5 separate regions of the Mus musculus genome follow, and all the other regions are linked to region 1. A link is a loop called in an ENCODE intact Hi-C map of the cell type or tissue named here. Cell type or tissue: left cerebral cortex. All regions are shown on one strand. Region 1 holds the start of Zfp280d (zinc finger protein 280D). Region 2 holds the start of Rfx7 (regulatory factor X, 7). Region 3 has its middle 21 kb from the start of Tcf12. Region 4 holds the start of Tcf12 (transcription factor 12). Region 5 has its middle 59 kb from the start of Gm27188.

Region 1 (5,000 bases):
CTAAGCACTAAAACTATGCCAGACTACATGCTAATTGCAAAAGGAACAGTTTCAATAGTCAACATTTTAACTGAGACTAAAGCTAGAATTACTAATCATATACTGTCTCCCCACTTTTTATAATATGAAGTGTTCCAGATGATTTATGAAATATTGTAAAAAAATAATTAAGCCTGAATGTATTCAAGTTTTTTAGCCCTAACTTTATGTACTAAATGCATTTTAGCAAATATTTTTCTTGGGTGTGACCATGGTATTCTGTTACGGTAGTATAGAGAAAGTGGCCTTTATCTTTTCTTTATTGATATACATATCCAGTACTTAGGGGTGAACTGTAACGTCTTTAGCAATCATTCACATATTCAGCAGACTGAGACAAAGCAAATGTGACAAAATGTTTACAAATATTCACACTAGGTGGTAGGCATCTGAACATGCTATATTCAACTCCCCAGTGTGCTTGGAAAGAACATGACCACTAATAACATCTAAAGATAACAAATGATCCAGAAATTAGAGTCTAATGGCAAACGGAGTTTCTCAAATGTGGAGGCCTGTGCCTCCTCACCTATTCTCAGGAACCTCACTGCAGTGAAAATGGGACATAAAATACTGAGGTGAGCTGAATGAGGAGTCCTAAAACTTAAGGTTCCGTAATGGCCCCGGTAGCCAAGCGTTCTCATCGTCATTTCTGAGGCTGACCTTCAAAACTGCTCTGCCAACAAAAACGTCTCCGAAAGTAGCCCAAGGTAAACATTGACACCAATGACAGATACAACCACTCAAACTCAAGGATGGCTTTAGTGCAGATGGTGGACCATCAAAAAGCACAAGGTCCTCCAACCCGGTCCCTTCACCCTATCAGTTACATCCAAACAACTTGAGTTGGTACAGTCATCTCTCAAAACAAGATAGCACACAGATGCCAAGGGAAGGGTTTTGTACCTTCAAACTCTTACTTCCATCGTGTGAATTTATGGTTAAGGGCACTAAAAGACGTCCAAGTATTTAGATGATTCAGTCCAAACTTGAAAATAAAGCCAAATGTTTAAGTATGGCGGACTATTTAAAAAAAAAATTTTTTTTCTTCGTGAAGCCAAAAGTCTCCATGCTCGCAGCAGGTTAACGTCCATTTTTTTCCTAGCATATTTCTTTCCTAACGGGTTACAAATGCAGGTTGGTCGTGAAAACACCATCTTCTTGCGCAGGCTAAAACCTCAGCGCGACCACTCGTTTGTGGTTTATTAAGTGAAACCTGCAACGCACAGCTGGAAAATCTGTCAGGCTCGGTTCTCCTCAAAGCCCTCCTCTGGTAGACAATAGCGGGGCTATGGCAGAGTGGGGACATTCCTTTGACAAGAAAGGTGGCTAGATAGGAGCGGTCGTCTAGCACAAGGTAAGGCCTCTGTGGCTGTTATGGCGAACGCCAGTGGGGTTCTGCTCTTGCGTGAAGAGTCGAGTGGGTTGGGTTGTGAGCTCGGGTCTCCGCCACACACACACACACACACACACACACACACACACACACCCGCGGACAAGGTACAAAGGACCGAGGGGAGTCGTCCCCCGAGAGCACAGCCGGGCTGAGAAAGCGATGGGAGGATCTGCGCGGTGGCGAGGCGACGAGGCGAGGCGACGGCTGGGCGGCCCTGTACTGTGGGCCGCCGCGCCGCCGGCCGCCTCGCCTCGTCGCGCCGGGAACCCTCCCGCGCCAGGCCCGGCAAGATGGCGGGCCCGGCCCCATGCGCAGCCGGCCCCTGCCCTGCCCGGCCCGGGCGCTCTCGCCGACGCGCCGCGGCCCGAGACCCCCACCCTGCGCCCCCGGAGTGCGGCGGCGCGGCCGCGCGGGAGGGCCTTCGCGGGCGGGCGGGCGGGCGGCCGCGCGGGGCGGGGGACGCTTACCGTGAGCGGAGCGGCTCGGCCTGACTGGAGCCCTGAGGAGGAGGAGAAAGAGGAGGAGGCGAGGGAGGAGCGCGGGCTGTGTACGCCGAGGCCGCTCCGGCTCCCATCGCGGAGCGGGGCTGCTGGGCGCCGTGAGGGGGGAGGGGGCTGTCGCGAGCCAGGGCGCAGTGCCTCATGGGTAGGCTCCGGGTTGGCCTCGCGCGTCCGCGCTCCCAGTCTTCCCGCCAACGCGGGAGGCGAGCGCGGCCATATGCGCCGTGCTGCGGACCTCGAAGGCCCGGGCCGGCCGGGCCCTAGCAGCCGGCGAGGACACGCGGGGACCGGGCTGAGCTAGGCCGTGGCGCTCATGGCCGCCTCAGGCCTAGAATTTGTAGGCACTCAGCAGTGAGTTCCATCCTTCTCCGTGTGCGAGGGTTAAAGGGCATGGGGAAGGGTGTGAGAGGAAAAGGAGATGAGTTTCCAGGATAGTACCACGTTGTTTTTGGAAAGTACGTTTTTGTTTGGGTATCTTTTTCACTCCTATTGTATGAATAGTAATCCGTAATTGGAGGTGGAAAAAAATGGCCGATGTATTTATAAGAATACTTCATCGTAAGTCGGATCTGTAAGGAAACAGACACCATGTTATGTCCGAAATGTAGATGGACATTTGTGTGTTTGAACGATGTCAGATTTTGTTAAAAAAAAAAAAAAGAAAGGAAGGAAGGAAGAAAGAAAGAGGCAATAAAACGAGGGCTGGAGAGATGTAAAATGAGTAAGAGCCCATGTTGCTTTTCTAGAGTGCCCTAATTTGGTTCGCAGCACCCCATGGTGGCACACAACTACAGTTCAGGGGATCTGATGCCCTCTTCTGGCCTCGGTAGGCACCAGACACTAAAGTGGCACACAGGCATATATACAGACAAAAAAACACAGATACACATAAACTCAAATACTATGAGCTACCTTCTATCAAATAGCCTCAGTGTCTATAGATACCAGGCTCTCGGCGATCAAAGCTTCTTTTATTCCAGTCTTAATTACTAGCTCAATACATTTCATACTTAGAGAATGGGTACAAAAGGTTTAAAGAGACCAGCAGATTTCAGAGGACAAAAGCAGAAAGCTGATACATATATAAAGTGAGTTGCAGATACTAAGGGAAGGGATCTGGGAACCCAATAGGAGGCCAGTGGAGCTAGGGCTGCAGAACAGGACCACAGGGGGCTAGAAGCCAGAGAGGAGCAAGATCCATTAGAAAGACAGAAGGAGGACACTGCAGGTGGGCTAAGCCCAGTATTGTGAATTTAGGATTTGTCTGCCTATCACTTCCTTGAAAGAGACACCAGGTGGTCAGGTGAGAGGTTAGCAATTCAGTCACCATCTCAGTGTTAGGTACCTATATTATTAGTTTTCTAACTGAACTTAGAGAATGAATCCATGTGCATAGAAAGGGGGGTTATTAGAATGACTTATAAGCAACAATGGCTGGCTATGGACAAAAAGTCCAAGAATTCAGTAATTGCTCAATTCAGGTTGGATGTTTCAGTGGGTCTTCAAGATACCCTGGAATTCTAAAGGAGTAGGTAAAGAGGGAGGTGTTGTATCCCTACTTGGTTCTTGATTGTGTCAATAAAAAGGGGGGAAGCCAATTGCTGGACGAAAGAAAAATGGTGGGACTTGCAGGTCCCAGAAGAGAAGGGACACAGGGAGAGAGGAATTTGGACCAGGATTTGGATGGAAAGGGAAGCTGAAGTCATGTAGATCTTGGGACACTTAGAATTATTGTAGCCTCTGCTGCCAGCAAGGACTGAGAAGGTTGTGGGGAGCTGGCTGATAGAATTGGGGCAGGAAATTCTTTACCCAGCTGTTGAGTTATCTGGCTAGCTTTAAAATAATAAAACTGTCTAATGTTTTCTATCCATGTAGCTAAGGTGGACAGGAGAAGAAAGAGGGCAGCCAGGGCAGTTGCTGGTGGAAGTTAGCCTGAGAGGGTTGGGGGAGCAATTGCAGCTCCTGGGAAAAATGACCAGCTGGTCATTGGCAGAGCTGAATGAGACTGGTGGTGGCAGATCACAGAGCTAAACCCAGAGAGGCTGGAGTGCAGGCTGTGACACCAGGCAAGGTTGGTAACAGGTTTTTAAAATTACACGCAACAAGTAGGCTATAAGGCTGAAAAAGTATAACCTAAAAACAAAATTCTAGGCCTTTAGGCCCAGGCTTAAGAATGTGACCTTTGTGACTCAATGCTCCAAGGCATGCTAATCATAAAACAGATAGCAACATTCCTCCACCCACCCACTTCCTGGGTTCAGGAAGCGTTCATTCAAAGAAAGTTGCCTTGACTCTTGCTGGAACCCGCTGTGCAAAGGTGCTATTGTTAGAGGCTCCTAGAAAACTGTCTTGACTTTCCACCACCTCATGACTCTTAACTGGTATTTTTGGTATTTTCCAACAACGCCCTCCCCACCTCCTTGAGTTGTGGTTTCTTCCTTTAAATACCCCCTTACCCAACTACTCGGGGTGCCAGGGGTCCTCTACCCCTGTGTGGTATATGACTGTGGGCCCAAAAGCGCTCTTGAATAAAAGTCCTCTTGCAGTTTGCAGCGAGACCGTTTCTCGTGAGTGATTTGGGGTGTCGCCTCTCCTGAGTCAGAATGTGGGGGAGTCCTCATGTTGTGGGTCTTTCAAGGCAAGTAAAGGAATGGAATCTCTAAGAAAGCGAGGACACATATAAACCCTTCTGCCTCAGTGGGGTAGCAGTGGTGCACACCTTTAATCCCAGCACTCACTCAGGAGGCAGAGGCAGAGGCAGGTGGATCTCCAAGTCTGAGGCGAACCTAGTGTACATTGTGAGTTCCAGGACAGCCAGGACTTCACAGAGAAACCCTGTCTCGAAAAAACCAAAGGTAAAAATAAATAATAAAATAAATGAAAAACATCAGTCTTCGTCACCACAGTGTCTCTGTGTACAGATAAAATATGTGATCCTTCTGCTTCTGCATTTGTAGTCAAGATGGAGCTGATCTGGGCAAGGTATGGCCTGATCAGAACAGAAACTTTCCTACACTGAGAGCTCTCCAAAGATCAATGACAATAGTAGCCTAATTTTTCAAGTG
Region 2 (5,000 bases), 260 kb before region 1:
TTGTGCTGCATATTAATGCAATGTCTTGTTTGGTCAAAATTCACAATACACTTCTTGCTCCTCCTATGACTACAAAAGGAGTCAACACATTTTTTACATTACAAGTTTCCAATTCATGCCACTATCATGCAATGACTTAATCTTGACCCATATTTCCCTTACTGTATATGGAAAAATGCACAAATAACTTGTTTATCTGCTTACAATTGAGAAGAGGGAAGCATGGTGTGTGTGTGTGTGTGTGTGTGTGTGTGTGTGTGTGTGTGTGTGTGTCTAAGGAGACCAGGGGTGGGTGCAACCTTCCCCCGTCCAGAGGTGGCACAGCCATGCACCCGGCTCTGGAAACCCACCTTCAATGAATGCATTAGCCTCCCCTTCGGATGCCGCCGCCGCCCCCCATCCCCTTTGCAGCAGCAATGTGCCTAGGCTGTTCTACCCCAGCGATGGAGGATCCTCTTACCAGATGGAGTTCTTGATCTTGTGTTGCAGAGCGTTGGCCTCTGTCCCTGGCAGCCCGGGCACAAGGGCTGGCAGAGCCACCCCGGGGTTGGGGGCGCTGAGGGGAAGCTGCTGAGGGGCATCGAGCTGCTGTGGTGGCGGCTGTTGTTGTTCCTCTGCCATCGCTGCTGGAGGGGAGGGAGGGAAGATGGGGGCGCGGGGAAGGGTGAGGGAAGAGACGCGGAGGGGAGGACGACGAGGGGAGGAGGAGGGGGAGGGGAGGAAGAGGAGGAGGAGGGGGAGGAAGAGGAGGAAGGAAGGAAGCTGGATAAGCTAGGCCTATACCCCAGGGCTCGAGTGAGTCGCTTTCTCCGGCCGCCTGAGGGACATCCCCGGGGAGACCGCGCGGCTCCTCGCGGCTCTCGTCACGGTTCCTCTCCCGGTTCTCCTCGCGGTTCTCGTCACGGTTCCTCTCCCGGTTCTCCTTACGGCCCCGCGCGTCACCGCGGCAGAGGCATGGCGGCGCCCCTCAGCCCCCCGTCAGCGGCCGGGGCTGGGGGGCGTCTGAAGAACGAGGTCCGTGGTCGGGCGCCCCCTCGGCCCCAAAATCCAACCCGACGGGTCTCTCGGGGGGCCTGCCTCCCCGGCCGCCCTCCCCCGGGGGCCTGGCGCCTCCGAGCTCCCCCACGCCGCTCGCTCCCTCGCTCGCTCCCGGCCCCGCCGCCGCCGCGGCCACTGCTGCCCTGCCAGCCCGGAGCAGCCCAGCGCGCGCAGCCGCACTGCGGCCCGGCGCAGACGGCACAACACCTACCGCGCGGCCGGGGGGCGTGGACGCGCGTGTGCGGGCGCGGCGCGGGGGCCGCAGGGGGGCGCGGAGCGCGCGGGGCGGAGCGGAGCGGCTACGGGCCGCGGGCCCAGGAAGCCGCGGCGGGGGCCCCGAGGGAGCGGTCGGGTGGCTGCGGCGGCCGAGGGGGTTGGGGGGGCGTGTTGGGGGCGGGGAGCGGGCTCGCGTGACGGCGGCAGGGAGTGGACCTGTGCCACCGTGCGGCGTGGAAGGGAGAATTGATCGCTTCCTAGTGTGTAAGGTGAAACGAATCTACACGCCCTCCCGCCCCCACTACACGCTCGCGAGCGTTTCCCCTCTACTAGTCAGGACTGCTTCCTCTCTCAGCCACCGGACTGAGCTGGAGCAGGTGAGAGCTTTTCGACGAGCTAGCGCAGCGAGCCTACTCGGTCTGGTCGGAAAATGGCAAGTGGCAAGCTGGTGGAAGTGCTCCTCGGTCGGGCATTCAAAGCCCTCCAAATCTGGCCCCACTTTAGCCGTCCAATCACAGCCGCCTCCATCCCCCCTGCAAGAACTCCCAGCTCCAATCAGTGAAGTCTCCATGCCATCCTCAGCGCGCAGCAGATTCATTCTTCCTTGGTGCCTTTGCCCATGCTGTTCCCCACCCCACCCCCTATGCCAGGAGTGCCCTCCCTGCTCTACACTCCCAATTCAGCCCAGGCTCGGAGACACACAGCTCAAGTCGCGGCTTGTCAGGGTCCCTGGCAGCCAAGGCCCCTCCTGTTTCTCAAAAGGAACACATGTAATACAACATGGAGGCGCGAGCTTCAGCCAAGAGCTCTTCCTTCGCAGCCATCTAAACTCACCCCAGCCAGAGACTGCCCACCATTTCGCCCCCTTCCCATTCATAGACAGCTTTGCTGGCTGAGAGTGAGACTCCCTGCCTCCAACAAATCATTCCTCTTAGAAGAGCAGAAGAATTAGCTTTTCTAGGTGGGGCTGGTCAGGAAGGCTAAGCGCCTGGGTGTAGAAGACAGCAGCCAAAGCCTCTGGCACCAGATGGAACAGCTGCACAGCTCGCACTGACCTTTCTCAGTGCCTGTGGCTGTAATGAGCCTCCCAGCCCGTAACTTCTCTGACAGTGTTTCTATCAGACTTGGCCCTGTCAGATTTTCTGGCCACTTTCCTGGATGGACTTTGAGCTAGGAGGCCCTGCCACCTTTCAGACTTCTAGTGGGTGGTGAATCTGATTGGCTTGGATTGCGTGGTCTTTTGAGTGCTCTGTTCCCTGCCTTGGCCTGAAACTCTCTTGCTTTGTCCATGTGGCCTCAGGCCTGGTTCATACAGACTGGAAGCCCATACTCTGAATGTTTGCACCTGGATGGGTGGAGGCAAGGACACCCTTGCAAAATACAGTTTCCTCCTGAGGATCCAGACTGTGTTCCAGAATGCATATTTATAATTCTGTATTCACGGGGAAGATGATATAAAAAGACAATGGGAAAAGTGGCCCAGACCCCTTTTTCTAATTTTTTTTTTTTAAACCCGAAGAGTGATGGCCTCACATTGCCACATTCGGGGAGGGGGGGGAGGGGGAGAATCAACAAAGAAAGGTAACTAGGACCTGCTAAAGACCTTAAGAAAAGGAAGTTGAGAACCGAGATGTCTTTAAAATAACTTCACTACCGGTGTCACACAGGCTGGCTTCCCGAGTGCAACTTTTCAGTTTTTAATAGGTTCCATAAAGAGCCACGCATCCCACAGTCACCGCTAGAGGGCTCAGCAGAGTTACAGCCCCGATTTGCCCTCTAGCGGCGATTCTGAACAGAGTGCGTTTACGGCGACTTAGGGCCTTGGGGACTGGCAGCATGGCAGTTGGAGCAGACATCTGGAAGCATTAGGTTCAACCAGCCATGAGAGGGTTTTCATATAGCGACAGACTGAAGACATCCTCTTGCCAGAATGAGACACCCTTTCAGGAAAAGAAAGATCATTGCTCACACTTAACATCTGAGAGGTAAATTTGGGCTTTGTTACAGTTTTCATAGGAGACTGAATTTAAATAAACTATGCTTTAAAGAAACTTGAAAAAAAAAAAAGTGGTAAAGTTACCTTAAACCTTGGGTAGGGATTCAGGGCAAACCCAGAGAGTAAAGGCCAACTTAGAATCATGGTGGCTCATTTTCTCAGTTTCAGTTCACCCCCATGGGAGTGAATAGAAAACATTTTAGTGAATATGAATTTTTAAGATAGCATTGGTTATGAGCAGATCCCAGTCACGGAAAGTGTAAACTTCCCCTCGAGGGTGTGTATGACAATGGGGAAAAAAACAGTCTGAGGAATGCCAATTGAGCTGGGAAGGAAAACTCTGGTTTTACAGTCAGAGACAGCATGGAGAGTGATTTGTAACCCACTGCAGTGGTCTAACAAGAGAATTGACAAAGTGGCTGTGGATACCTCTGAAGCAGAGTAATGTGTGGTAGCAGTCCTGGGACGTAATTCATGGCTCGTAGGTGTTTAGTAAATAACATTTAAATTCAGTTATTAACTTTTTTCTAGTATTTTCTTTTAAAGTTTTACTTATTTTATTTTATGTGCATTGGGGTGTTTTGCCTGCATGTATGTCTGTGTGAGGGTGTCAGGTGCCCTGGAACTGGAGTTACAGACAGTTGTAAGCTTCCATGTGGGTTCTGGGAATTGAACCCAGGTCCTCTGGAAGAACAGACACTGCTCTCAACCACTAAGTCATCTCTCCAGCCCCCTTTCTATTAATCTTATGTATGAAAACTTCATTTCCCTTATAAAGCTTTCCAGATATTTACACTACATATAATATATGTATATATGCATGTATGTATGAATTATGATACATTATACATTTATCTCTAGGGATTAGTGAGATAAAACTCACATAATTTACAAAGTATGAGGAAAATTAATACCACATAATATTACTGGGTGCAGAAAATATAAATAAGGCATAGACCCAACTCAAAGTAGTTTATATTTTGTGAAGTAGAGCAAGATTAACATTGAAGTATTTGAGACGAATTCCAAAATGTATTCATCTTTGTTTCTTTTCTGTTGCTATGATGAGACACTATGACCAAGGTAACATAAAATAAACATTTAATTGGGCTTATAATTTCAGAGGGTTAGAGTTCATGATGGCAGAGAGAAGGCATGGCAGTAGGAATGGGTGAGAACTCATATCTCAAATTGTAGTACAGGGCAGAGAGGCACACTGTGTGGCACTCCTCTTCCAACAAAGTCACAGGTTCTAATACTTCCCAAACAGTTTCACCAACTAAGGATTAAATCCTCAAACACTATAGCCTATAGGGGGATAGTCTTGTTTAAATCACCACAATGTCTATTAATGGTAGAGATAGATTAGAGAGATCGGTCTGTGAAAGTTAGATCTAGAGAAGGCCTCTTGGCTGGCCTTTGAGTTGGGTATCCTTGAAAAGAATAGGAGACAGAACCTGGGTGTGCTGCCTAGCTTTATGTTGACTTGAATCAACTATAGTCATCTGAGAAGAGGGAATCTCAACTGAGAAAATGCCTCTAGAAGACTGGGCTGTAGGCCAGCCTGTGCTGCATTCTCTTAATTAGTGCTTTATTGGAGCGGGTCCAGCCCATTGTGGGTGGTGACACCCCTGGGCTGATGATCCTCAATTTTATAAGAAAGCTGGCTGAGCCAGGTGGTGGTGGTGATACAAAGCTTGAACCCCAGCACTTGAGAGGCAGAGGCAGGTGGATCTCTGTGAGTTTGAGG
Region 3 (5,000 bases), 140 kb after region 1:
TTTGCCTTGGCCACTTTGTTTTTTTTTTTATTTCCTGGCAAAGTTTGATGCTCTTTGAATTACACCCTTGCATGTGCTTTCTCTGAGCAGCATGGTGGGTAGATTGTTTTGTTTTGAGACAGGGTTTCTCTGAGTGGCCCTGGCTGGCCCAGAACTTGCTCTGTAGAACGCAAATTCAGTGTGTTCTGAGTGCAGGGATTAAAGGCATGCACCATCACACCTGACACATAATAACTAGATTACAGGTGGTGTTCTTCTTACAAATAATCAGTTGAGGATGGTAGGTCAAATAATACTGCCCAATAGGTCCCAGTTCTGTTAGAAGTCTGTAGAACGAGCTTTCCTCCGGTGAGGAAGAGAAACACATTTGCTTCAAATTTGATGCCAAGACTTTGCAGTGAGGGATTTGAAGTCATTTGAAGAAGGGGACTGCAGAAAGAAGTTTTTTGAGGACCCAGAAAATGTCTGTGAATTATTCCTATCCGTTCCCGGGCTACCACGGAATGTCTCAGAAGATGATAAAATCCTCACTTTTCAAAAAGCACCCTCCAGGCAGGACTTTTTCTGTTGCTGGCCATGTTGTTGCTAGCCTGATCTTTTCTACTAATGCAGAAGCTAAAACTTGTTTTACAAATGTGAATGCTTAGGTTTAAAACACCCGAAAGGGAGACTTCACTCTCCCTCATATCCTTTATCTTCTTTCCTACCCTACTAGATTCAGTCAGACATAAAAGGCAGAAAGCCCCTCTCCCTTCCCCCAGAGTCTTTAACCTCAGCTCAAGCTCAGGGTAGTTGGCTTTCTCTTCCCTGGGACCTCGTCTGTTCCAGAAGGTTCTTCACTTAGCCAGTACACAGGTTTCTGGAGCCTTGCCTATCATAGGTTACATAGGCAAACATGTCTGAAAACCTCTGTCACAGCTTAGCCTCAAGTGGGGAGCCCACCCACAGCACTGTTTTGTACCTAATGGTGCTCCGTAGCACTGAAGCAGAAATATTGTAGTCAGAGCATGTGGAAATGGCTAGGACATAGGCATGGGAGAGGGTCTGAGAGTACAATTAGCGTTGACTAGATTATATATATATTTTATTATTAGATATTTTCTTTATTTACATTTCAAATGTTATCCCTCTTCCTGGTCTCCCTCTGAAATCCCCCTCCCCTTATTCCCTCCTTTATTATAATTCTTATAAAAACCACACAGTACTTACTAGATAACTCTACCTATAGTTTCTATGTGTACATTAGATTGAACGGAGAAGATGAGACGATAGGCAGATGGTCAAGTGGCTTTCTCTCATAGAATTTTCCCTTTAGTGCCTTTCAACGGTATCATTTTCCCACACCCCCTAAAAACTAAACCTTCTATATTTTCAGTTGGTTCTTTTAGTTTATTTTTATAACACTCCTTGAGACAGGGAGAGTAGCAGGATAGTTTTATTTAACTTGCCAAGAAGCAAGACACAAAGAGATGATCTGACTTGGCCACCATCCCAGAGGGCATCTATGGCAGAGCCAGGATGGTCTTTTAGTCCTCGGGGCTCTTGGGCTTTTGTTCTGATGTCTCTGCATATAATTGTTTTGATAGCAATTTCTCTGCTTCTCTCTCACTAGCCTAATCACGTGTGTCAATCATATTCAAGAACATCAAGGGCCTAAGGGTCAGCCACAGTCTCAAGAGAAACAGAATCAAAAGGAGAAAATAAGGCATTTTCTTTTTCAAATGTGTTTGTCAGTCGTGGACTCATAATCTGACAGGGTATGCAGGAGGAAGTTGAGGACCTCCGCCCTAGGCTGTAGCTAGAATAGGCTCTATTAGGCTTTCTGTCTACAGCTTAAACCAAGTGAGCAAGAACCCTCAAGGGGATCAATGGGTTCTCCACCCAGCCCCTGAAGAACCAGGAAGGAAGTCCTCTTTTCCTTCCTCTTCATAGATTCACCCCTGTAGCGTCCCTGTACAGTCTCGGGATGTACAAGTGTGGTGGAGAGCACGTGCAAACCTCCTACCCTTGGCCATCTTGCTCCACTTCACTTTCACTTTACAGAGCTGAATCCTGGGGCCCAGGAGCGCTGCGCCCAGGAAAAGGCCACTGGACACAAGGCGACCTCCGTGCTCGGACCCCGGAGTGCGCGTGCGCGCGGGCCTCGAGCCGCGCCCGCGCGGGGAAGCCCCGGGGCTAATCTCCTGCCACTCATCCTTGGGGACGCTGGCGCCCGGGCCACAGCGCCTGGAGCCTCGCGCCGGGGCCCAGCTGGGCCGCACGCGGAAGGACAAATAGTCCCGACGGCTGCTGCTCCGCGCGCCCCTCCGAGACCGCGCTCGCCCCGCCCGAGCAGCCCGGCCTCGGCCTCGGGCGGCGGGAAGTGGGCGGCCGCTCGACCCCCCGCTCCTCCCTCTGGGGCCTGGCGGGTGTACGAAGCTCCTCAGGGAAAAGTAATTGGATTCCGGGCTCAGCGCTGCCGGGAACGGCGGAAAGCCGCAGCTGAGGCTGCAGCGCGTGGGCGGAGGAGGGCGCGGCGGGGGAGGGAAGGGTGCAGACGCCGCTGGGCTCTCCCGCGCCCCGGCGACCTGGCCGGGGCAGGCTGCGGCGGAAAGCCGGCGGCCGCGGGGAAGGGCAAGCACGCTTGCCCCAGGGGCCCCCGAGTGCGACGTCCTCACGCCTTTCCCAGGCTCCACCTAGTCTGTGGAGCACACCTGGCTGATGACACCCGCCCAAAGAAACGTTTGGGAAAGCTGAAGTCTGTCAGCATCCCCCAGGGTTTCCCTCCAAGCTCTGATGTGCAGCTGAGGTGGAAGAAGAGCCTTTCTTTCATCCAGTATGCAAGTGGAGAATTCCTCTCCTTCACGAATGTCACAGGGAACACAGTAGGAAAGTACCTCAAGTCTTTCCTTTGGTGACAGACTCCCCCAAAGTTCCCTTTCCCCTGAGAAGATGGATCACAAGTGGGAGCCTTAAAGAGGGTTTATTGTTTTCTGCTTCTCCCCTCCTGAAATGGTAGGAAAGTTCCAGAACTTGTAAATGACTAACTTTGCAGCTCTTTTGTGGTATATGGGTTTTTTTTTTCTTTTTCTTTTTCTTTTAATTCCCTTTACTACATCTCACACAACTCACTAGGCTTTTATAGAGGAATTTCTCATGTACCAGGCTCTATTCTGCTTACCAGGGACATAACAGTGAATAAGCCCAAACGCTCTGGGCTCTTGGACTTTGTTACAGGCGATGAGACAGACACACCGTTGAGTGTCGTGTGATGTTAAGTGCTATGAAACAAACAATACTGCAGGGCAAAGGAGGCTACAGGTAGAAGACATGTGCAGTGTTAGCTTAGACGAGTTGATTTAGAGAGAGATTTCTGAGGAAGTGTGCTTACAGCAGGTCTGAATGAAAGAAATTAGACAAGCAAAACATACCTAGACAGGTAACTTCCCGGATTGAGGAAGGACAAATCCAAAGGCTCTGAAGCCCGGAAAAGTCGAGTGAACACTTAGCAAGTAGTGAGGAGGCCGACATGATCGCTGCTCTGAGCACCTACAGTTGGAAATGAGGGTAGAGGCTCAGGGCCATAGAGATCAATGGTATTAAGGGCCTCAGGTTGCTTTTAGATTTTGAAAATTTTTATGTATATAAGTGTTTTGCCTGAGCCGGGCAGTGGTGGTGCACACCTTTAATTCCAGCACTTGGGAGGCAGAGGCTGGCAGATTTCTGAGTTCTAGGCCAGCCTGGTCTACAGAGTGAGTTCCAGGACAGCCAGGGCTACACAGAGAAACCCTGTCTCGAAAAACCAAAAAAAAAAAAAAAAGTATTTTGCCTGAAGGCAATGTATATATGTACATGCAGAGGTCAGAAGAGAGTGTTGAAGCCCCTCAAACTCGAGTTATAGATAGTTGATTGAGTCACTATATAGGTCCTGGAAGCTGAACCTAGGTCCTCTGCAAAAGCAACGAGTACTCCCTACCCCGACCCCTGCTTTTAATGTGAAACTTTTGGAGAGTTTTATGCTCTGAGTTTCCAATCTCTCTCCTTCTCCATCAGACACTAGGATTGCCTTGGCTGGTCTGAAACTCTGCATATCAGGCTGGCCTTGAACTCACAGAGACCCCCCTGCTCCTGCCTCCTGAGCACCGGGATTAAGGTGTGTGCCCCCATGCCTAGCTGTTGTGGTTGTTTACCTCAACTTTAGTTCATCACCATTCTAACATATCCTACCTTCTCCGTGATTGCAACAGGTCAAAAACTAATCTTGCTGTCTTTGTAAAATTTATATAACTCCTTTCTCAATAATACCAGCTCGATCTATGCCACCCACACTAAAATGTTTGTCATTGTCAACGCACTATTTCTTCTTCCTTATTTTACCTGGCCTGTTGTTAGGACCTTTAGTGTATCACCAGAAGTACCTCATATCAAATTCCTTCGTGTATCTCCACTTCATGCTTTTTGCCTAAGACCTTGAACATTGCCAGCCAGGATCAGTTCAACCGTCTTTTTATGGTCTCTCCGACTCCCTTTTCTCTCTGTTCCAATGTAACTTGCCAGAATAATTGCTCACTTTTAGCACATCTCTTCATGCCCAGATAGCTTTATGGGTATATTTTCTCTTGCATTAAATTTAAACTCTGGTGACTGACTTTCAAGCTTGTCCTCCAGTCGGGGTTCTTTCTGTCTTTGACCCACTCTTCAGCCTGTCTCCTCAGTAGGTTAGATGTGCCCACCAAGTACCTTCCTGTTCATTTACTTCTTTGTATGTGTCTATGCATCTACCCTTACGTAACCTAGCATTTAACTCATTTGGATGTTATAAATGATGGAAATATAACTTAAATTTGCTTAGATAGGAAGAGGAATCTTATTGGCTTCTGATCCTACAGTGAAATACCCGAGACTGCCTAACCTAAGTGGTTCTCAACTTTCCTAATGCTGCAACCCTTTATAGATTCCTCCTGTTGTGGTGACCCCCAACCATACATTTTTTTTGTTGCTGCTTTGTAACTGTAATTTTG
Region 4 (5,000 bases), 160 kb after region 1:
ATATTGGAAACATCATCAAAGATCAGATCTCTCCTTGCGAAGACTTTCTTCTTGTCTGTTTGATTTACTCTGGCTAGATCTTGAGTTTGGAAGATGACATTCATTTTTTTTTTTTATAGCATTTGCAAAAATGTTCTCAAAGACTTCAGCAAATTGCCTATTTGTATGTGGGTTAACCATCCGCTAGTCTTAGTTGGAAACGGGATCGTTATCATTTTTTAGGTGAAATCATGCTACTTTGTTTAGGATGGAGACACACTCCACAAGTTGCCAAAGCATGTATGTACCTAAGTGGGACTGGCTTTGGGGGTGAGTAGGCTACCATTAGTTCTGGAATGGTCTATACGGAGGTCCCACATATAAACCTTAATTTGCTTCTCTGGTTGGACAGCTCTGGTTGCAGTAAGTACAGCAATGGCACATTTAACTATCTTCTTTATATGAACTTCTGAGGCCAACGGCTCCTTCTTACAGTCAGGATACTCAAGAGTTGGCCACTGTCTTCAATTCGTTTCTTTGGATGCTTGTCTCGAGTGTTTCTTCTGCTTGGGCCTGGCTGGTCTTCTCTGTGCTCGCAGACCTCAACACAATCACCTTAGCTTCCCCTCAAGTAAACCTTAACTTCCAAGGCCGAATTTTTCCCCTTTTTCTTTGGGGCTTCTTCAGGCCAAGTTCGGAACTTGCTCATCAAGACTTAACTTCCTGGGGCTGTCTCTCTGGTTACAGCAAAGGCCAGGCGCAATCCTTTCCCAGAACTTGGTGTTGCAGCGCGGGGCTCAGGTGGGACGGCACGCTCAGGTGAGCAAGCTGATGAGCGCGGCGTGAGGGGCTTTGCGCTTTTCCCACAGAGTCCGCCCACCACAGCTGCGGCTCCACAGCCGGCCTCGCCTCCCGCGTCCGGCGTGGCTGAGCTCCGGAATGGCTGCGGGTGGCAGATCCAGATGCTGCCCAGCTGCGTCCCCGTCGCGGCACTTCGGGGCGCAGTGAGCTTGAGGAGACGGCCGCCGCCCGCCGTGGGCTTTGTCCGTCCGCCGCTCCGCCCCGCCCCGTGCCTCCCCGCCCCCTCCGCGGTCCCACTTCCTCGGCGCGGGAGGCGGGAGCGCGCCGGGCAGCGAGGGGTTAAGCCGACGCGCTTGAGGCGCGGAGGGATCCGGAGGCGAGCGGAGCTCGGTGCTGAGGCCGCCTCAGCGGAAAAAAAAAAAAATGTCCGCCTGAGGAGACCCACAAGTTCTATCGGGGGGACAGCCAGCCCGCCCGGGGAGCCACGGGCGGCTAAGCCCGAGAGCCGCCCGAGTCGCGCCGACTCAAGCACTCGCGGGGGCCCGAGGCAACGCAGCCGCCGGCGGCGCGTGGGGAGGGGGAAAGCCTGAGCCCGCGCTCCCGGCCAAAGTGAACTTTAATCGGGAAGGTTGGATGCGGAGCCCGGGCGGCAGGTAACCGCGGGCGGCGGGCGGGACGTGCGGAACTCAGGTCCCTTTGTACGGCGCGGAGCCCGGGGCCGCGTCCAAGTTGCGGCGCGCGGCGGGGCGGAGGCGCGAGCTGCGGGGTCCAGGCCCGGGCAGCGGCGCTCGGCCTGCGCGGCGCTCGGGGCTCGGCGCTCGGGGCCGGGGAGCCGCCGAGCCCGCCTCATTGTTCCGCGAGTCCGGGGCAGGGCGGCCCAAGTGGGAGGTGGAGGCCGGGCGGGAGTTTGCGGGGCGCGGACGCGCGTGGGGCGCTCTCAACCAAGCCGGGGACCCCCGCTGGGGACGTCCGGGCCGCAGACGCGGGCCTGCGAGCGGCGCGCTCCCCGCAACTTGTCAGCTCTATTGTTGCTGAGCGAGTGAGTCACTTGGTCTCCGGGTCGCCGCCGCTTTCTCGCTCCCTCGCTGGGCGCGGGCTCGCTCCGTACTCCTCCCCGGGGGCACCCCGAAGCCGAGCCACCTTGGAAACTTGCGGGAGCCACGGAGCCACGCGTGGGCTCCCGTGTCGGAGCGGCTTCCGTCACTGTCCTTCGGGTATGCGTGGGGATCTGGCGTGTCGCTCGGCGCCCCCCACCCCGAGCGCTGCCTCTCTCTCTCTCTCTCTCTCTCTCTCTCTCTCTCTCTCTCTCTCTCTCTCTCTCTCTCTCTCCCTCTCTCTCCTTCTCACGTCGAGCGTCCGGGTGTCCGCGGCTCAGCCTGTCTTCTCTGCCTTAGGACCTGCTAGAAGTGGCTGAAGATGAATCCCCAGCAGCAGCGCATGGCCGCGATAGGGACCGACAAGGAGCTGAGCGACCTGCTGGACTTCAGTGCGGTATGAGAGCTTTCCTCCGCATCTTGGGGTTCTGCTGAGGTTTCCCGAGATCGGGAGCAAGAGAGAAAAGGGGGGAAAGCGACATGGCAGCGGGCAACTCCATCTGCTTTTCAGCGCTAGTTCTCAGGGCTGGAGTCCAGCTCCCCCAAGTTGGACACCTGAACTTTGATGTAATGTCTAGACTTGCAGATTTCAAACTTTAATGCCAGAGGGGTCATTTGATTTAACTAGTTAAAAGAAGAACAATGTAATCATGAGCTCTGGTTGAGTCACTCCCTTCTGATAATTATTAGAGATTTTAGACTTTATATGAAAGAAAAAAAATATTTTTTTTCCTGAAGACTTCTCAGCATTTCCCTCCCCACGACTTCATTTAGCCTGTGGTACCTGAGAGATGCCAGCTTCAAAAAAGCCAACCCCAGCGCTAGAATTCCCAGCCTTGTGAGCTGACTGCTTTAAGTATACATATGCCGTCTGCATATGTAATATGGAAAATGATTTAAAAATAAAAGGTGAAGCTATAGAGCCCATTGCCCTTATTTCTTACTAATGGATTGAATTTCAACGTTAACTGCTCCTAGAAGGCAGGGCCAATACCTGCTGTATTAGAACTGTTATTATCTTTCCTGTATGTGGTAATTTCATCGGACATGATTCTGATTGCAAGTGCTTATTAAGTAATGTTAATGTAATGAGAATCACTTAGGGCCAAAGTGAAGATCATGGGTAAAAATTTACTGTTTAAACTTAATTATCTTGTAATCTTGCCTGTGGCTGGGTTTTCATAGCAAATGTCACCGGTTCTCTCAAGCAATATTAGTAAATAATATCACTTGTTATTGCCAGCCTTGGTCTGAATGGGTCTTCCATTTTTATTTCAAATTCTCTATGAAAATTAGGAACCTAATTGATGACACTTGGTGAACTTTTCTTTGCAAGGAATATAGAAGAATTTTAAGATTAATAGGTACATTTGGGTTATTTTGCAGATGTTTTCTCCACCTGTTAATAGTGGGAAAACGAGACCAACAACACTGGGAAGTAGTCAGTTCAGCGGGTCAGGTAAGACGATGTTGAAAATCAGAAATTTCTATTTCAGAGCACTGACATATTTTAGTAGAAAAGTCTATAAAGCATTTTAGTGCCTGCCACACCATTTTTTTACACTGTCCGGTTACAATTATAAACTACTAGCGCCTCAAACTTGGAGAGTTGTTCTGAAGATTGCTTGGATGTTTTAAAGAATTTTAGCATGGACTTAAAGTTGCTCTTTTTGTGAATGTTAAGATTGAAAATTGTCTTGAGCATGATGGATTGTGTCATGACTGTATTTAGAAAAGTGCTTGAAGAAAGCTTTGTGGTTCACGGGTGTTCCTTTTATATATGCAGACATTTAATATATCTTCAGATCATTAGTGTTATTAAATCCTAGGCTCTAAAATGGATAAAAGTATTGTTTAATCTATGTGCATAAAAAGTAGAATTGAGTCAAACAATAATTAATAAGTTGTATTTATTTTAAAAAATGGGTTTTACACTGTAGGAAATAAGTAATTTTGTGGATATTAATTTAAAATGATAATTCTATATTAAAATAAGGTCTTATTTTAAATGACATAGGGCCAAATTTTTGTCCTGTAATCAAATTATATTAGGATATTTTTTAAAGTTAGATTCCTAAGCAATATTATTAATGTTAAATTTGCTTGCTTTTGGTAAACTATGTCATATTACTAAATAGTGTCCCACTTTAAAAAAAAAAACTTACAATTTAAAAGTAAGTATTCCAGAGCAGGGATACAGAAGTTTAATTTGTTTCATTTCAACTTATTCTTCAGTGTCCAAGAGATGGGGAGAAGAGCATTGAGAGCATGGTCCTGAGAAAACTGGCTGTAGTGTGTCTGGGCAGGAGCCGCTCAGTCACTGCTCACTAGAGCAGTGCTTCTCGTTTACCCTAGCAAAATCATAGCTGCTTTCCAGAGGGCTGTGAGAGCAGAAAGCCTGGAAATTAGCTTAATTTTATAACTGGCTTAACATTTTATTCTACTTCTACTTCATGTTTAGAAAAATGTTTCTGTTGAAAATCACACATCAGTTTAGCTGAACTCCATTTTTAACTATGACACTGAAGCATGTCATTTAACAAATCAAAGAGGAAAATAAAAGCAATTTGATTGCATGTAACCTAAAGGCTAGTTGTAGTGTTCTTGAGGAAATACTCGCCAGAGTCCAGCTCTTCCACCATCTCTCCTTTTGCTGGTAATCACTGGAACATTTCTGCTTTTTAGGAAAGAGGTAGAAAATTATTTGTAAAGAAGTGGCTGTATGCCATACCTCTCTTAGCATTTAGAGGACTTCTTGATTTTACAACTACTAAGAGTTTGTTGTCACAAACTTTTAGATTTACCTATTGTAAGACATAATAGGCGGGCGCCTGGTGTGTTCTGTGACTCTTGATTGCTATTTTATACTGTTAGCTTCCAATCAAGTTGTGGAAAACATATTTACCTGGGCATTGATCAGGACAGGAGCACTAGAAACTTGCTGAGAGAATGCAATTGACTTATTTTTAGATATTAAGAATGACTTCTGATAGGAAACCTTCTGGTGGACTGCAGGCATGGCACTGGCATTGCCAGCACTCTGCAGGGCTGGGTCTCACAAATATTTGTCATACAAGTTACACTCATTTTTCTGGATTACGATGTGTTTGGACTTAAGAATCTATA
Region 5 (5,000 bases), 81 kb after region 1:
TGGCCAAAAGGGGACACTGGACTGAGAACACTCTTTCTAAATTGATATGTTAGCTTTGCTGCTGAACACAGGCCTCGTAGCAAAGGAAAGGGTTTAAAGAGTTAATCATATATCAAGGGTATTTGGGTGTCAAACGTCTTAATACATTGAAGGATGCTTACTAAAATTGGGCTAGGCAAGCCCAAGACAAGCTAAAGACAAATGAGCCAGAGTAAAGACTCAGTGGAGAAAGGGAGTCAGAGGATCCAGTTGTGGTTTGAATCTAGAATGTTCCCCATAGTTTCATGTTTGACTACTCAGTCTCCAGTTTGTGGTACTAATTTCAAAGCTATGGGAAACTTGAGTTGGGGCCTGGCTGGCAAAAGAAAAGACTGTCTTTGGAAGCTGTACCTGTTTCTGGTCCCAATCCCCAGCTCTTTGCCACGGTTTGCCAGGATGGAGGAACAGGGCCACCTGTTCCCACTGCTGTGAGCTGTGGTGTTCCCTCCCCTCTGTCATGAACTAGATTCCTCTGAAACCATGAGCCAAAGTTCCCTTGGGTCATTGCTGTTGGGTAATTTGGTCAGAGAAGTCAAAGTAACTAATGTAGATGCCAGGAGAAAACACTTCCTGACACAGGATGGGCTAGGACCTTCTGAAAAAGATTCTAATAGCATAAAAAAAGCAACACTAAGAGTTGACAAGTGGGTTCCCGTGAAACTAAAAGGCTTCTACAAAGCAAAGGAAACAATGTAAAGACGAGGCAGCTACCCAGTGAGTGCCAGATTCACATCTGACACGTTAGTATATGAAATCCAAAAAGAACTTCAAAGCTTAAATACCACAAATAATCTAATCAGTACATGAATAACTGAAAAGCTGGGCAGGTTGCCAAAAGGTACCTGGAAAAATGGTCAGTGTTCTTAGCTGTTAGGAAATGCAAATAAAAACATTTAACTGATGAGCCATTTCTCTAGCATCATAATAAACATTTTGAAATAGCTTCATTCATTTACTCAAAGATTAATTTGGAAAGTAAGCATTCACTCAGACTTACATCTAGTTAGAAATATCTTTACTTAGATTGTCTTATTCAAATACAATAATGTCCACCCACTGAAAGCATATTTACTAAACTAAAACATGGATGTACAGTTATATGTTTTCATTTTATATTAATGTATGTCTTCATTTTTTACTATAAAATTCTTACTAGGAAAAGAAATATTCTAATCTGTTGTTTAAGCAGCGATAAGTGTAGGTACTGTGCATTGTCACTGAGGGCTTGTTGGCGGGGAGGGGGAAGCGTCTGTGGAGGAAACTCTCCTCCTTATTCTCATCTTCTCTAAGCCCGAATCATCTGTATCTTCACTCATTCCCCAGGAGATGTGCTGTTCCTGAGAAGATATTGTCCCCACTGGAGTTGAAGGAGATGAAGAGGGTTCCATGTCAGAGGTCTGCTCCAAAAGCCATCACGGTGGTTTTAATTCATCAATAAGGTCTTATGGATACATTAGTTATCTTTAAAAAAAAAAGATTTATTTATTTATTATATGTAAGTACACTGTAGCTGTCCTCAGACACTCCAGAAGAGGGCATCAGATTTCGTTACGGATGGTTGTGAGCCACCATGTGGTTGCTGGGATTTGAACTTGGGACCTTTGGAAGAGCAGTCACTGCTCTTAACCACTGAGCCATCTCGCCAGCCCCCCCATTAGTTATCTTTTTACTTTGTTTTCACATTTGCATGAGGACCTGCCTTCCTAGAAAGGGACATGGTAGTGGAAGCCTGGAACCAGTCTGTGGCTGGAGCTGAAAAGGTCAAGGGGTAGCATCCTTGGGGGAGCTAGAGTATTGCTTGTTAGTGCCAAAGCCTTGTCAGATCTGTGAGGAGAAAGAGATGGGGTTGGGAGTGCAAAGATGGAACAGGAAGGGAAAAGAGAGATACAGAGGGAGGGAGGGAGGGAGGGAGGGAGGGAGGGAGGGAGGGAGGGAGGGAAGGAGGGAGGGAGGGAGGGAGGGAGGGAAGGAGGCAGGGAGAGGGGATCAAATGTGAGGGCAAACTGGAAGCCCAACTGAGAAGCAAGTAAGACATTATCACCAAGGCAGAAACTAAACAGCACTAAGATGGTTTTGTGGCTTTTTAAAAATGGGTGCCAGCAGCCCCAGCCTGTGGGTGGACACGCTAACCTGCCGGTTCTTCCACTGGCTGTATTCTGCAGTGTATGCAGCTTGGGTGGGCTCTCAGCCAGGGTTGGGACATGCCACATCTCCCCATCCAGTTGACCTTCCTAAGAGAAGGACCAGAACTGGATGTAGTACGGCTGGGGATCCAGAAGCCTTGACGACTTCTAGCTCAGCTTCAGGATAAAGTGAAGGATGTTCTAACTAGGAAAAGGTTTCAGTCCAAGGCTCACAGAAACTGGCAAAAACAAAGCCATCACTCCTTTTATAACTGAAGCAGAAGCGACCAGAAGACAACTGGAATGTTTCCCGTCATCACATTTACTAAAATTCCCTTTCCACCCAGGCCTCTTGGACTTTGCCACTTATGTCCTGGATCCCCTCTCACTATGGAAAGCCTTTCCCAGTCTCATTCTCTCCAGCGTCTCTACAGTTCCCTTCCAAGTCATGCATTTAATCAGCTGTCTTCCTATTGCTTATCCAGCATCTCTGTCTCTTTTATCCACCCATCATCTACTGTCTATACTGACCTGTCTTGTTATCCACCCATTTTATTTCACCTTAAATATGTTCTCCCTAGGATCTGGGCTCTTCTCCATCTACCCCCTGCAGCTGCTCTGGTGGCTCCCGCTCTTACAGGCCTCTTGGTGGTCTCTCCTGGGTTCAGCTTTGCCATGCCTCATTGGTTTCATAGAAGTCTGCTGCCTCCTTTCTTTTATCCCAATTTTTGAGGCATGTAAACTCCTGTTCTTTAGATATACATGCTCGCTTTGTAGGAGGTCTTATCCCATGGCTTTAACTTCTATCTCTTTGTCAATAACTCCCAGATCTATGTTCTCCAGTCCTGACATTTCGCCCCAAGCTGTAGACTTAGCAAATCTTTCTACTTAATGTTTTCATCAGATAACTAATAAGCATTTCAAATCAAACATTTTCAAAATAGAGTTTGATTTTTCTCCCCTAAACTTATCTGTCCCAGTTTCCTCCACAGCAATGACTGGCTTTATTTATCCTGTAGCTCAGCTTGTGTGCTTACACCTATATGGCATACAAGCCCAGGTATGGGAGATCCTGCCTGGCCCAAAGCCCTCTTGGTGGAGACCAGGACAGGATGGAATAGCTTCCTTGAAATTCCAAGCAGGGGCTGGTGAGATGGCTCAGTGGGTAAGAGCACCCGACTGCTCTTCCTAAGGTCCAGAGTTCAAATCCCAGCAACCACATGGTGGCTCACAACCATCTGTAACAAGATCTGACTCCCTCTTCTGGAGTGTCTGAAGACAGCTACAGTGTACTTACATATAATAAATAAATAAATCTTTTAAAAAAAAAAAAAAGAAAAGAAATTCCAAGCAGATGGTTGCCAAAAGTGGTGCCTGAGCCTCCGCTCAGGATTCTGCTGCATCTGATTGCGTAGGAAATGTTAAATCCAAAGTGCTTCGGGAAGGGGGAAGGGGGAAGGTGATTGGTTTGAATTCCTGCATCTAATTAACCACACCAGCCTCCTGACAAATGATCTTACTCTCAAGGGGGTAGGGAATTAAATATTTCCAAAAGGCAGTTTCCTAGAGAAGGAAACCCATGGGCAAAATCATCAGGTCTGTCTGGCACAAAATGCTCTCATCTCAGTGGCTGGAAACAGTGACTGTGTCGCATAGATTACGGAAGACTGCAGGAATTACACAAGGCTGGTTAGAAGGCTGCATTTGCACCTGAGAACCAAGAAAACCTCCATTCTACTGAGCCAGCCAAAGAGAAGAAATGTGTGAAGAATTGTCTACTAAACTCTAGGAGTTGAGCCATATGGAAATGAGCCATGAGGATCCTGACCCCAGGACTGAACAAAGCATAAACAAAGCACAATGCAGCTATTTTGGCTGGGCAACTTAGTCCAGGAACACCGCCATTTTCTTGGACATGTACTTTTTAGGGCTGGCCTGCAGGTGGTGGTGTAGCCCACAGAGGATTGTACAAGCAAGAGTCCGATAGGATGCTAGACCTAGATTCATATCTATATTAGGATTTTGTCCAAGTGTGTCTTGCCTACTTGATTCCGGATATGATTCATTAAGCATGAGGGAATGAGACCTTAGCCTGCCAAATAACTCCTTGCCTATTGATCTCAAAACCTTTTCCTCATCCAGACAAAAGAAAAGTCCCTTCCAGGTGTGCTTAAAAATGTCCTTTCTTGCTGGGTTTTGAGTATCCACAAAGAGAAGCCATCTATGGGATCAAGTGGCCAGTTCTGTCACAATGCTGGTGTAGCTGGTACCTAGACTCAGTTGAGTAGGTATCTTCCTCAGCTGAGTCAGCCCAATGCAGACAAAACCTGGACATACTAGGCTTGGCAAGAAGCCTGACATGCTGGTAGTGGGGTCACTACATTCCTGGGTTCAGTCAGACACCCAGAGAAGTCTTTACGTTTCCCGAACACCACTGCTCATCTATGGGGAGCTGGGAAAGGAAGCCTGAAGTTTATTCAATTCAGTTAAACTTAGTTCAATGGAGTGACTCACATGACCTCTTTAAGTGAATTCTGTTAGTTTATATTTTCTCTCCATCCCTTCGTTCTCTTCCAAGCTAGCTTCTGTGTGTACGGGGCCTGGAATACATTGGGAAGGGACATGGCTGTGAGGTAGCATTACCTAGAACCTCACTGGTCAATGATCCAGGGGCAAGGTTTTCTACTTTCTGAATTGGTGGTCACTGCAGTGTTATTTTCCCTGTCTAGACATATGAGGAAATTACCTCTGAAATTCATGGTCCTGGTCATCTGAATGTTCTGGCTGATAATATCTGGAGCCCCCTGATGTACCTCTGTGCTCTCAAAACCACTGGGT

The links. A loop is a pair of places that touch in the nucleus more often than their neighbours do. Peaks named below come from ENCODE experiments on the same cell type or tissue, not always from the same donor. Only the 100,000 strongest peaks of a DNase experiment are listed, where the experiment ranks them.
Region 2: a loop joins it to region 1, with 5 times the contacts of the local background. A loop is called at or near these places in 2 of 42 quality-filtered maps.
Region 3: it touches region 1 in a loop (9-fold over the local background); 5 of 42 quality-filtered maps call a loop at or near these places.
Region 4: a loop joins it to region 1, with 5 times the contacts of the local background. A loop is called at or near these places in 5 of 42 quality-filtered maps.
Region 5: it touches region 1 in a loop (2.6-fold over the local background); 3 of 42 quality-filtered maps call a loop at or near these places.

What each region holds. Positions count from the first base shown.
Region 1 is chr9:72,271,932-72,276,931 of GRCm38, reverse strand. Zfp280d (zinc finger protein 280D) reads right to left here and starts at 2,044. Exons shown (of 22, transcript NM_146224.5): 1 at 1,903-2,044. In left cerebral cortex, a CTCF peak has its summit at 2,735 (motif pointing left); DNase peaks (open chromatin) are centred at 915, 1,426 and 2,034; H3K4me3 peaks cover 2,210 bases; H3K27ac peaks cover 1,689 bases.
Region 2 is chr9:72,528,441-72,533,440 of GRCm38, reverse strand. Rfx7 (regulatory factor X, 7) reads right to left here and starts at 1,201. Exons shown (of 9, transcript NM_001033536.1): 1 at 461-1,201. The coding sequence starts at 621. It overlaps 4930509E16Rik (RIKEN cDNA 4930509E16 gene), which reads left to right and starts at 1,583. Exons shown (of 3, transcript NR_045735.1): 1 at 1,583-1,631. In left cerebral cortex, CTCF peaks have their summits at 1,617 and 3,010; DNase peaks (open chromatin) are centred at 1,260, 1,776, 2,387, 3,016 and 3 more places; H3K4me3 peaks cover 2,307 bases; H3K27ac peaks cover 2,129 bases.
Region 3 is chr9:72,130,549-72,135,548 of GRCm38, reverse strand. No RefSeq gene overlaps it. Among named protein-coding and RNA genes, the nearest start is that of Tcf12, 21 kb to the right of the region's middle. In left cerebral cortex, no CTCF peak of the experiment used is centred here; DNase peaks (open chromatin) are centred at 2,308, 2,771 and 4,584; H3K4me3 peaks cover 1,536 bases; H3K27ac peaks cover 1,607 bases.
Region 4 is chr9:72,108,009-72,113,008 of GRCm38, reverse strand. Tcf12 (transcription factor 12) reads left to right here and starts at 1,190. Exons shown (of 21, transcript NM_011544.3): 1 at 1,190-1,433; 2 at 2,175-2,271; 3 at 3,261-3,333. The coding sequence starts at 2,197. In left cerebral cortex, no CTCF peak of the experiment used is centred here; DNase peaks (open chromatin) are centred at 1,133, 1,790 and 2,215; H3K4me3 peaks cover 3,155 bases; H3K27ac peaks cover 1,837 bases.
Region 5 is chr9:72,191,380-72,196,379 of GRCm38, reverse strand. No RefSeq gene overlaps it. Among named protein-coding and RNA genes, the nearest start is that of Gm27188, 59 kb to the left of the region's middle. In left cerebral cortex, a CTCF peak has its summit at 4,104 (motif pointing right); DNase peaks (open chromatin) are centred at 2,257, 2,517, 3,627 and 4,045; H3K27ac peaks cover 1,178 bases.